Linked DNA regions of Mus musculus: region 1 is linked to region 2. A link is a contact called in ENCODE POLR2A ChIA-PET data. All regions are on one chromosome and are shown on one strand. The core of a region is the stretch at or near the end of the contact, and the rest is flanking DNA. Distances in the headings are between cores, read along the strand shown.

Region 1 (4,924 bases), core at 1,657-4,156, 140 kb after region 2:
CAGAAAGAGACAATGAAGGACCCAAAGACACACAGCACATAGGATAGCCAGCAGTCAGAACTTGAACTCAGGTCTATCAGATGCCCAAGCATGATCTCCAGTTTCCTGCTCTCCAGCTCCCTCCCAAGTTTCTCCCTCACCCTCACCCCGACCCTGCACTGCACTTCCTGATCCTTGGGCTCTCAGTGCCTCTGGCTTTCTGGGTTGAACTCCTACTAAACCTAGCTTCTTCCTCTTCTTCTTCCTTCTCCTCTTCCTCCTCCTCCTTCTGAGACCTGATCAGGGCTCCCACAGAATATGCAAGTCCAGACTGCACATCTATTCCATTAGCTGTGTACCTTGCCCTCCAGCTTAATCTGGTTCATAGAGAGGATACCCACCTGCTCCCTATGTAAAAACTGGAGGCCAAGATCCTCCTCCAGGCTCCAGTGGGCCCTCATAGGGAGCAGTCCTATTGATAGCGGCCCCATTGGATCATCCTATCTCATAGCTCTCCCTTTGGTTCCCCACAACAATTATACACCTCCCCTCACCTCAGGGCCTTTGCACATACACACCTCTCTCTGCCTGGCACACCTTCCCCTAGCTTCATGCCCAGACGCCCCCTAAATTCCTCCTTCAAGAGTCCTCTGCCTTTATCACAGCCACGAGTATATATTCATTTATCTGGCCACTTGCTTGATGCATGGCCTATCCCCCACACTCCAGTTTCTAGGAGTCAAAGACCTGCTCACAGTTTCCCAGCAAGTCCCCAGGCAGATGACCTTCTGAATAGAAAGGAAGAGCACTGACCCAGCTGCATTCTTGGCTGGCCCGCCACTGCTTCACTCAGCTTAAGCCCCTCCTCCAGGAAGCTGTCTGCTCCTCCTACCACAAAGCTGCTCAACAAAGTTCCCAGGCCCTGGTGCATAGTATATGCTCAATGCGCGATCAAAGTCAGCAGATGGACAGCAAGAACAAAGATCATTTAACCATGTCCTTCCGAGATTCCTGGGGGGCTAGGGGAGCGAGACACACCCTATCCTCACCCCCACCCTCAGATGACAATCAGGGAAGAAGCCCCAAACAGGAGCCAGCCTATGTGCTGGAGGCTGGTGGGGGAGAGGGGGTTCGGGAAAAGGACACAGGAGATAGAGGAAGGTGGGGTGGGAGAGATTAGGGTTGCCCTAAGGCTGGGATGAACAAGGATGAACAAGAGACTAGGGGGAGGGGACGGAGCAGGGAGCATGGCACTCCTAGCACTCATTAGTGTGTGCCCCATGATGTAGACAGGAGGTCAGCTGAGAGGTGACACACTGTAAATCACTTCCCTTGTGGAAAGGTTACCTCACCCAGACACACCTCATCTCCAGTAGGGCCTTATGTCTCTGCCAGGTGCGAGAGATATGGAGGGAAACTTCCAACAATGCCTTGTGCCTGATCTAAAACTACACACCCTTCACCGTCACGGTGGGTTAAAGGGCAGCCAGACAGCTCCTCAGGAAGGCTATATCCTCCTCTGCAGCTGCAGACCAGGCTAACCCCGGGAGGCGTTCACTGGATATCAGCAGCTCTGGTTATAACTGCTCCATTTTCTTTCCTGTGGTTCTGCAGCTAGCACCAGGGCCTTGAACAAGCTGAGCCTGTGCTCTACCACCGAGCTACCTCACAAGCCAACTGATCGATCCTCCCTGAGAGGACTGAGGCCAAAGGGAACCCTTTGTAGCACGGAGTTACCCGCTTCTGCAGGCAGCTGTGCCACAGGTACCTCAACCATCCTGTGCGAGCGAGCTCCAGGATGGGACTCATTTATTGAGCACGCCCCCCCATATATGCCAAGTCCTGGGCTGCGGAAGTGCAGGGAATAGTCACTGATGTGAATAGTCCAAGGGGCGGTCCCTGGCTCAGGTCACTCAGGAAAACAAGAAACCTAGACACCTGGACTCCATAAGGTTGGAAGAGTCCCCTGCCCCCGCCCCTGCCCCCGCCCCCGTGTCCACCTTGGTAACTAAATCTGACCTATACCCAGATGACCCCAACACCACTTGCCTTCACTGGGCAGTCTGTAAAGCCGGGAAGACCTCAGGGTCCCAGAAGCCTCACACACCTCTGTCCACCTTTCTAATCGGAATGCCTCAAAGGTTTATGGGATGGATACCCAGAGTGAGTCCCCTCTGTTCACCCCACCCTTCAACCAGCCCACCTACCACTGAGGAGGGCCTTGGCTCAGAGAGCTAACTAAGGCACAAGTGGTGGTGGGTCGTAGTAGGGGGCACAAACTCACCTCCAGTACCTGCCTGGGTGGGCAAGCGGACCTGGTGGCGGTAGTGAAACCCCAAAACTTTTGCCAACTTCTGAGTCCATCGGTCGCTGGGCCTGCGCAGGGGCGAGGCTGGGGGTTGGGGGGGATGGGGGGCGAGGACAGGGTGGCCCTGTTTCTTCCAGACCAGCAGCACTAGGCCCTACCCAAGGCCCCAGTGAGACCTAAGGAGGTAGTGTGGCCCTCCAGGTGCCCCTTCCCCAACGCCCACCCCACCCCCACCGCCCACTCCGGGCCGGGGGCGCCAGGCCCAGCAGCCGCGATCGCGGGCGGCGCCGATCGGCCGGGTTTTCAAATGTGGCCTAACCGAGCCAGGGGACTCTGCGGCCGAGGGTCCCCGCGTTCCGGTGCCCCCCGCACCCCGCTCGTCCTCCCCCGCGCATCCCAACAAAAGGCCGCGGCGGGCAGCTCGCGGGCCGCGGCGTAGAGTGGGCAGGGCGGGAGCCCGCAGCAGGGCGCGGGGCCGGCGGGGCGGGGGCGCTCACCTGCACGGCGACCGTGAGCTCCGGACGCGCCCGGGCGGACCCCAGCGGGGCGCGCGGCGCTGGCGGGCAGCGGCCTGGCCGCTCCGGCGGGGCGGCCGGTTGGATTCCGGGCCCGGAGAGACAGACCGAGAGAAAGGGAGGAGGCGGCGGCGGTGGCGGCGGCGGCGGCGAGGGGGAGGGAGCGCGCGGGAGGAGGGGCCGCGGCCGCCGCGAGCCGGAGAAAGGAGGAAGCGCGGACCCGGGCCCCGCCGGCGACCCGGGAGACCTGCTGTGCGAGCCGGGCCCGCGCCTCCCGCACCCAGCCCCCCACCCCCCGCAGCTCCGCCCGCGGGGGCGCCCCCCCAACCCCACGCCACGCGCCGGGCTCGGCCTCCCGGGACCACGTTAGCGTTCAACCCTAGCTACCTGAGCTACGCACCGGTGGCTAGCACTGTCCGGAAACTGAGGCACTGGCCACACCAGCCTTGACCCTGAGTGTCTCTAATCCTCAGAGACTGGAACCGAAGGGACAGGGAAATAGTGAGGGGGAGAGGCAGTATTGTTAAAATGTATCAAAAGGCAAAACAGTGGCTCACTATGTGGCCAAGGCTGGCCTTGAACTTGCGGAGCCTCCAGCCTCTGCCAATGGAGGGCAGGAACTTGCGGGGCCCAGCTCAATTAGGCCAAGCCTAAATTCACTTTCAATGCATAAGGAGACCGTGTGCATCTGCTGGGCAGTGTGCTTGTTGCCAGCCACTGAGGATGACAGAACCAACCGGACAGGAAGTAGAGAAGAAAAATGGGGCAAGCGGGATGAGATGTGGCTTCAGGCTGGTCTCAAAGACCACCAGGTTCTAGCGCTGCCCGTTGGGGGTCCAGGAGCATCCTTGACTCCTCCCGTTCACTCTGGAAAGATGGGCCTGACCATCTATCAACCATCTCCATGTTCCTTCCTTGAAAGTGCTTCCATCTCACAGACAGGGAAACTGAGGTTCATGTGGCACAGGCCTGGGCTTCTGGCAAAGATCCCTCCCAAAGGGCAAGTCCCCCATCATCCTAGATTGTGAGAGGCTCCAGCCCCAGGGTACAGCTATGTCTCCCAGGAGACCAGGAAAGGGCAAAGCTTTGAGTCAGACTGATCTGAGGTCACATCTAGGCCAGGTGCCTCAGGGTGTGTTCTGTCCACTAGCTTCCTGTTCCAGCCCCCTCTGTTGTGAAGAAGGAGTGGGCCAGGCTGAAGATCTGAGGGCCTCACTGACAAGAGCAAGTGGGGCCAGGGTAGCCCACTGTGGCCACGGGGACTGCTCAGGGTTTCTCATGAACAGCGGGCAAACTAGCCAGCCACTCCTGTTCGCAGGGCTTGCTTAAAGATTAACGGCAGTTTCCCAGGGCTCCCCTGGGCAGGCTCTGGCTGGAGGAGCAGGTTTCTCCGCCCTCCTCCATGCCTAAGATTTGTCTAATGGCCTTTACTGGCCACTCTGGGCTGAGGGAGGGGAGGGGAGGGTGGATACTCTTCCTGTGAGGCACTGGGGCTGGCTCTCAAACGGCTTGCAAGCACTTACTGAGCAGTGTCCTTCCCTGTGCCATACTTGGTGATGTCAGACTGGTCACCTGGTGTCAGCCTCAGAGGAAGTACGTTCTACTTGGAAATGGGGAGAAATGTGACAATGAACCCATTAGTTTTTCCTTCCAGAGAGTTGGTTAACTATTTGCCAAATGTATCACTACATCTGTCCCCAGAAATTCAACAGGAAAGGTCTGGGTGGTTCTAGAGCTGAGAAGACAGAGAGCTTCAAAGCATAAACTTTAGACTGACAGGCTAAGGTTGAACCCGGAGCTCCACCGTTGTGCAAATATATGCATGACCTAACGTATGCTATTTCCCCCTGAGCCGCAGTATGCCAGCAGCCTGCCCAGTGGGTAAGGCTTCCATGAGAGAGACGAGGTAGGTTTGCACTGATAAGTCCTCACAGTCTTACGTGGAAGAGTGCTGTTGGCTCTGCTGCAGACACAGCCTCCCTCACACGTGCCCTCCTTGAGGGCAGCCTTACATCAGAGGTTCTCAGAAGAACCACCCAGCACAAGGGTTTCATTACTGAACTTTCTGAGTACTCTTTGTTGTTAACCATCCCTCCGGGCTTCCGACTGTAACCCCTACCAG
Region 2 (5,279 bases), core at 2,521-5,020:
AAGAAAGTTGGCCACTGGGGCTTTGGCAATGCCCACACCGCCACAGAAGTACTAGGAACACTTTCTGACCCTTGTTTTGGGATCTGTATAAGTACAGAGCTTTTCTATACCCACCCTTGTTTTGAATACTGACATGTATACCTTATATTTACTAATAAGCTTCAGACACTATAGCCGGGCAGGTTCTGAGCTATTCCAACCCGACAAAGCTGGCCTTAGACTACTTCTCAGACTGCTTTCCAGCCACATGGCCTGATACCTGCCCTTGCCTTGACAACACCTCCTTCTTCTTCGGCTTCCCAGTGACGGCCACTCCCTGGTTCCCCACCTGAGACTGGCTCCCTCTCTCTGAGCACAGAGGTACCACCTTTTCCTTTCCTGCCCAGCTGTAAGCTGCTCAGCCCTTTATTTTAAACAATCAGAAGATTCTGGGATACAATGTTTTACAACATACTGAGTCTCAATTCCTATTTCATAATAATGACAACACCAAAGTCCAGATTGCAACCAGATCTCTGGATTCAGAAATCAGTGTCTGAATACACAATGACCGAAAACATTCCCCAGCAGGGTCTTTTAAAATATGCTTTTCCTTTTTTTTTTTTTTTTTTTTTAATTTTTTATAGGACCATCGAATGTTTCCCTTGAGACCTGAGCCAAGTCTTTGCTTGGTCCCTTCCCCTCCAGACCCCCTGAACCCACTAATTTGATTGCTATCACCTCTGTTCAGTATCATCAACTCTTGAGCTAGACAATGGGATCCTGCTTTTTGCACTGGTGTGGGTCCAGCTCTTTCTAACCCGCATCCTGTATATGTCAGATTAATCTGTAGTGCTTTAGTGGTTTGTTACATTTATGCATAAAATATGTGTGTCAGAGGGGATTGGTTCTAAGGCCCAAATATGAGGATGCTGCTCAAGTCCCTCATACTATGGTGCAGCATCCACAGGCTCCCCACACACCTCCTCTACACTCCAGCTCTAGAAAACTGAGCTAAAACTGGTTTGGGACCACCCCAGGACCAGGGTACATAATTTACATATCAAAACAGACCTGGCCTCCAGGTTCTCCCAGCATCCCTCAGTCCCCTCCTGGCCCCCAACCCTGAACTTTCCAGCCCAGGGGCTGGGCTGCTCTTCCCTCAGTGGCTCCTCCCTATAGAAATCCAGACATTTTGCTCCCTCGAGCTCTCTCTTTCCCTCCGTCCCTTTCTCCTTCCCTTCTGTCTCCCACTCCCCATGGGGACTTTTCCGGCCTCGTTCCTTAGGGCCAGTGAATTCACCAGAGAGCAGCTTCCCAATAAACCTGCCTTCAAAATATTCTAATCTGGCTTGAATTGGCTCATTTCACTGGCGGCAGAGAAATAACCTATCAAAATCCTGTAAGTGCGATAACAGCTCTTCTGTTTTCAGGCAGTAATTTGAGTTGCCCCCATTCAGTGCTCAGACCGCTATTCATTTAACAAGAGCTCCCTGGCCCTCTGTTTTCTTCTGTTGTTAGATGACAGAAAACCAGGTACAGGTAAAGGACTCATAAGCAATTAAACATGAGGGTCACAGCCCAACCCGCTGTGGTCTCAACCCATCCCCGCTCAGGTGTGACACCTGGAACTGGGATCATCTTGTGCCCATGAACTGAAGGATAACAGAGTGTTGGAAGAAACCCAGGTCCTCTGAGACACCAAGCCATTCCATGTATCCGCCACTCATTTCCTTTTTTTTTTTTTTTTTGTTTTTGTTTTTTGTTGTTGTTTGTTGTTGTTTTTTGAGACAGGGTTTCTCTGTGTAGCTCTGGCTGTTCTGGAACACACTTTGTAGACTAGGCTGGCCTCAAACTCAGAAATCTGCCTGCCTCTGCCTCCTGAGTGCTGAGATTAAAGGTGTGCACCACCACGCCCGGCCACTCATTTCCTTTTTTTTTTTTTTTTTAAGATTTATTTTTTATTATTATATCTAAGTACACTGTAGCTGTCTTCAGATGCACCAGAAGAGGGCATCAGATCTCATTACAGATGGTTGTGAGCCACCATGTGGTTGCTGGGATTTGAACTCAGAACCTTCGGAAGAGCAGTCGGTGCTTTTAACCACTGAGCCATCTCGCCAGCCCCTCCTTTTTAAGGCAGTAATTTACTGTTAAGAAAGAAAGAAAGAAAGAAAGAAAGAAAGAAAGAAAGAAAGAAAGAAAGAAAGAGAGAGAGAGGCAACATGAAGAACAGGCTACAGAGCCATCTCATTCCCGAATCCAAGGTGTCCAAAGTCTCCCACGTGAGTCAGCACCAGCCAGCTCCACTCCACGGAACCCCTGCTTCATGGACCAGCCTGTGGCAGTAGGGACAAGAGAGTCTGCTGCACCCCGCTTCTGCAGTTCCTTTCCCAGCTCCTCCCTAGATCACCATTGGCCTCCTTCCTTCCTGCCTTGGATCCCCTTGGCTTCTAGACACTACCAAGACCCGTGTGCTGAGGGAGGCCCACCAGCCCTTATACAGGTCCACTCTCTCCATCCACGGTGTGCCCAGGCATTTCCGCTACTGAGTTCTCTGTCCCACTTCTGATTGTCCCCTAGCAGCCTGTCTTCGGGCCTTTCCACCCTGGCCAAGGGCTCTTCACCTCTTCTTCATCCCTACAGCCACAGCTTAGGAGTCAATGCCTGTGCCTCAGTATGTGCTTCCCGCACCCAGTTTGATATGATCTCTTCTAGCTCCCTTAGTCACTACCTGTCTGAGTCACCATGACTTTGTGTCTGGAAAGATGTTCTGGTTGCTTAACTGGCTTCCTGTCCCAAACCTCACTTTCATGTTTTCTAACCCTGAAAGTCAATGGCCTCGGAGAGACCCAGATTTCTTTTCATTGCCTCGAAGAACATAGCTTCCCATGTCTCTCAAGACAAAAATTCAAATTCATGACCAAGGTACCTGTCATATTCCTTGTTCACCTTCCACCCTTAGGGTTGTCACCTCCATGTCTGGAACAAGACCCCTCACTCACACAATGCACAAACTCAATATGCCTAAGACGGCCCCAACCCTCGCCCACTCCAGACACCAGGATTCCACTCATTTCTCCTCTCTTTACTTTGCCTCCTAGTGCCTTCCACGATGCCTAATTACAAATCATGTACTGGTGCGACTACAAGTGGTTACTGGGTGGTAGTCTCTCCACTATCCCCCGACACTCACTCTCACCCTGGTGACTGAGAAAATTGGGGTCAGGAGTAGAATTGTACCTCCTTAGCCTCTAGCACTGCGCTTGCGCACAGTATGAGGTCAGGAACGTGGCTAATAAGCTAGTAAGTGACCACACTGACTCATCTAGACATTAACAAGCCTGGGGCAAGCCATTTCCTCACCAAGGAGGAAGCACGTCCTCAGCCCGTGGTTGAAGGGCCAGATCTGAGCCACGAGAAGTTTTCCCAAAGTACACAAATCACAAGGTGCTAAGGATTCTGCGGAGTTACGCTCATCAGCGTAACTACACCTCGCTCGCCCGCGGAGCTCTCAAAGAGTAAGAATCACAATCTGCTGCATATGCATGAAGGGGACCATGGGCCGGAGGTTCGGGGCTGCCTAAGATACGCCTGACCAAATATTCCACGGGTTTGAAGACCTTAGCGCCCCATAATTTTATTCAAGTCTACTAAAAACTCAGAAAGGACATTTCGTGGCGGATACTGAGGGGAGAGTGTCTGAGAGTAGCCTCGCTTTGAGCCAGTTTGTCAGGCGTTCTCAGAAGACAGCTCGGTTCTGGACCGGGGGTCCTTGGACCGCTCCACTAGAAGACGAAGGGGGCGTCTCCCCAGCTCCTGCGGCGTTGGTGGCGAGCTAAGGTGGAGGCAAGCAGCGGCGGCGACGGCGACAGTGGCGGCAGTGCCATGGTGGGGCTCGCAGGTATCGTGGCGTCGCCCGCCTGGGCAGGGTGAGAGCGCTCGGTGCGGCCGCGCCGCCATGTTAGCCCTCCGGGGTCACCTTAGGCGTCGCTTGGCCTCTCGCCGGGGCTTTCCGCGCGGCCGGGGTCGGGCGCACCCTTGTCTGGCGTCAGATGACCTCCCCTTTTCGTCCCAACCTGGGCCTTGGGGGTGGTCCCTTCCCGTCCCTTGGGTGGGTTCCGGGGTTCCTTAGCTGTCACTCTGGCCTCCAAGGTCAGCGCGCTCCCGGGACGGGGCTGGGAGGGGCGGGCGCGACCACCACCTCCTCTGTTCCGGACCTTGGCGAGGGGCTCAGCTTCTGGGAGGCTGGACACTCTTTCCTCGCCACTTCAGTTTCTCTCCCCCCCCCCTTTTTTTTTCTTTTTCTTCCCCCACCCTTATCCGAAGGAGTGTGGGGAGAAAGTAGAAGTGGGCCCCGAACGCTCTCTTTTGTGTCCGGAGTGATAGGGTGACCATCTGCTACGGGTCCCGTGTGCTTCTCACTTCCACCAACTTTTCGTCGAGTCTGGACACCGGTTCCCTCTCCAGTTTGTGGGGAGTGGCACTCAAGGGCAGCAGAAGGAACGGAGTGCCTGGCTGGAAAGGAAGAATGGGGGATGGGGACAGTCGATTTTTTTTTTTTTTTCCTTTCTCTGCCAAACCACCTTTAGGTTTCTTCTAAGTCTCTTGTCTCTTTTTACTTGGGAAACTGGGGCCCGTTCTAGTTTATAGGTTATTTCTGTTTATAGGTTCGGATCTTCTTTGTCCCTTTCAGGGAACTGATATATTGGGGACAGCTCTGCCCTGTCTGACATGGTCCAGCCATCCTGTCAGCCATCTGAACTGCAACACCAAAGCCAGGACCCAAAAAAAGTTCCATTTTATGTGCCCCTGGCAAGCATTAGATTGAGCTGGCTTGTTTCTTTTAAGTCAAGATTCATTAATGGCCAGAGTTCCTGTTTAAAGATTGGATTTCTGGAACCTTGGTCAGTTTCCAGGAACCAGATCAATTCTCGATCTGAAAATGGTCATCTTAAAGTTGTTGACAGAACACTTTAACTTCTTACCTGTTATTTCTAGGGGGATGAGAGTTAGGCTGCCCTTTTTACTTGTTCTCTTTGAAATACACGCATTCCATTCAAGCTTGTGACTGTGTGATTTACCAAGAGCCCTGTATTGCCTTCCTCTCTGTCTTCTGGCTCTGCCCTGGGAATGTTCAGGAATCTGTATCCTGGTGTGGTATGAGCCCTGTGGAGGGAGGGGGACAGGATTATTTCCAGAGAAGATTGTGGCAAACATTGTCTCTCAGGCATATGGAAGAAGTCAGTGGTCACCTGAAAAAAGAGACTTTGGTAAATTAGTCTTATGTTTGTGTATAC

Evidence for each region. ChIA-PET counts read pairs that join two places held with the same protein, here RNA polymerase II (POLR2A).
Region 1: POLR2A ChIA-PET joins it to region 2 with 35 read pairs in Patski. The contact joins the promoter of Src here to the promoter of Blcap in region 2. POLR2A ChIA-PET finds 5 or more read pairs at or near these places in 4 of 5 experiments (Patski and embryonic stem cell).

What each region holds. Positions count from the first base shown.
Region 1 is chr2:157,422,275-157,427,198 of GRCm38, reverse strand. It overlaps Src (Rous sarcoma oncogene), which reads right to left and starts at 2,906. Exons shown (of 15, transcript NM_009271.3): 1 at 2,785-2,906.
Region 2 is chr2:157,564,852-157,570,130 of GRCm38, reverse strand. It overlaps Blcap (bladder cancer associated protein), which reads left to right and starts at 3,770. Exons shown (of 2, transcript NM_016916.3): 1 at 3,770-3,883.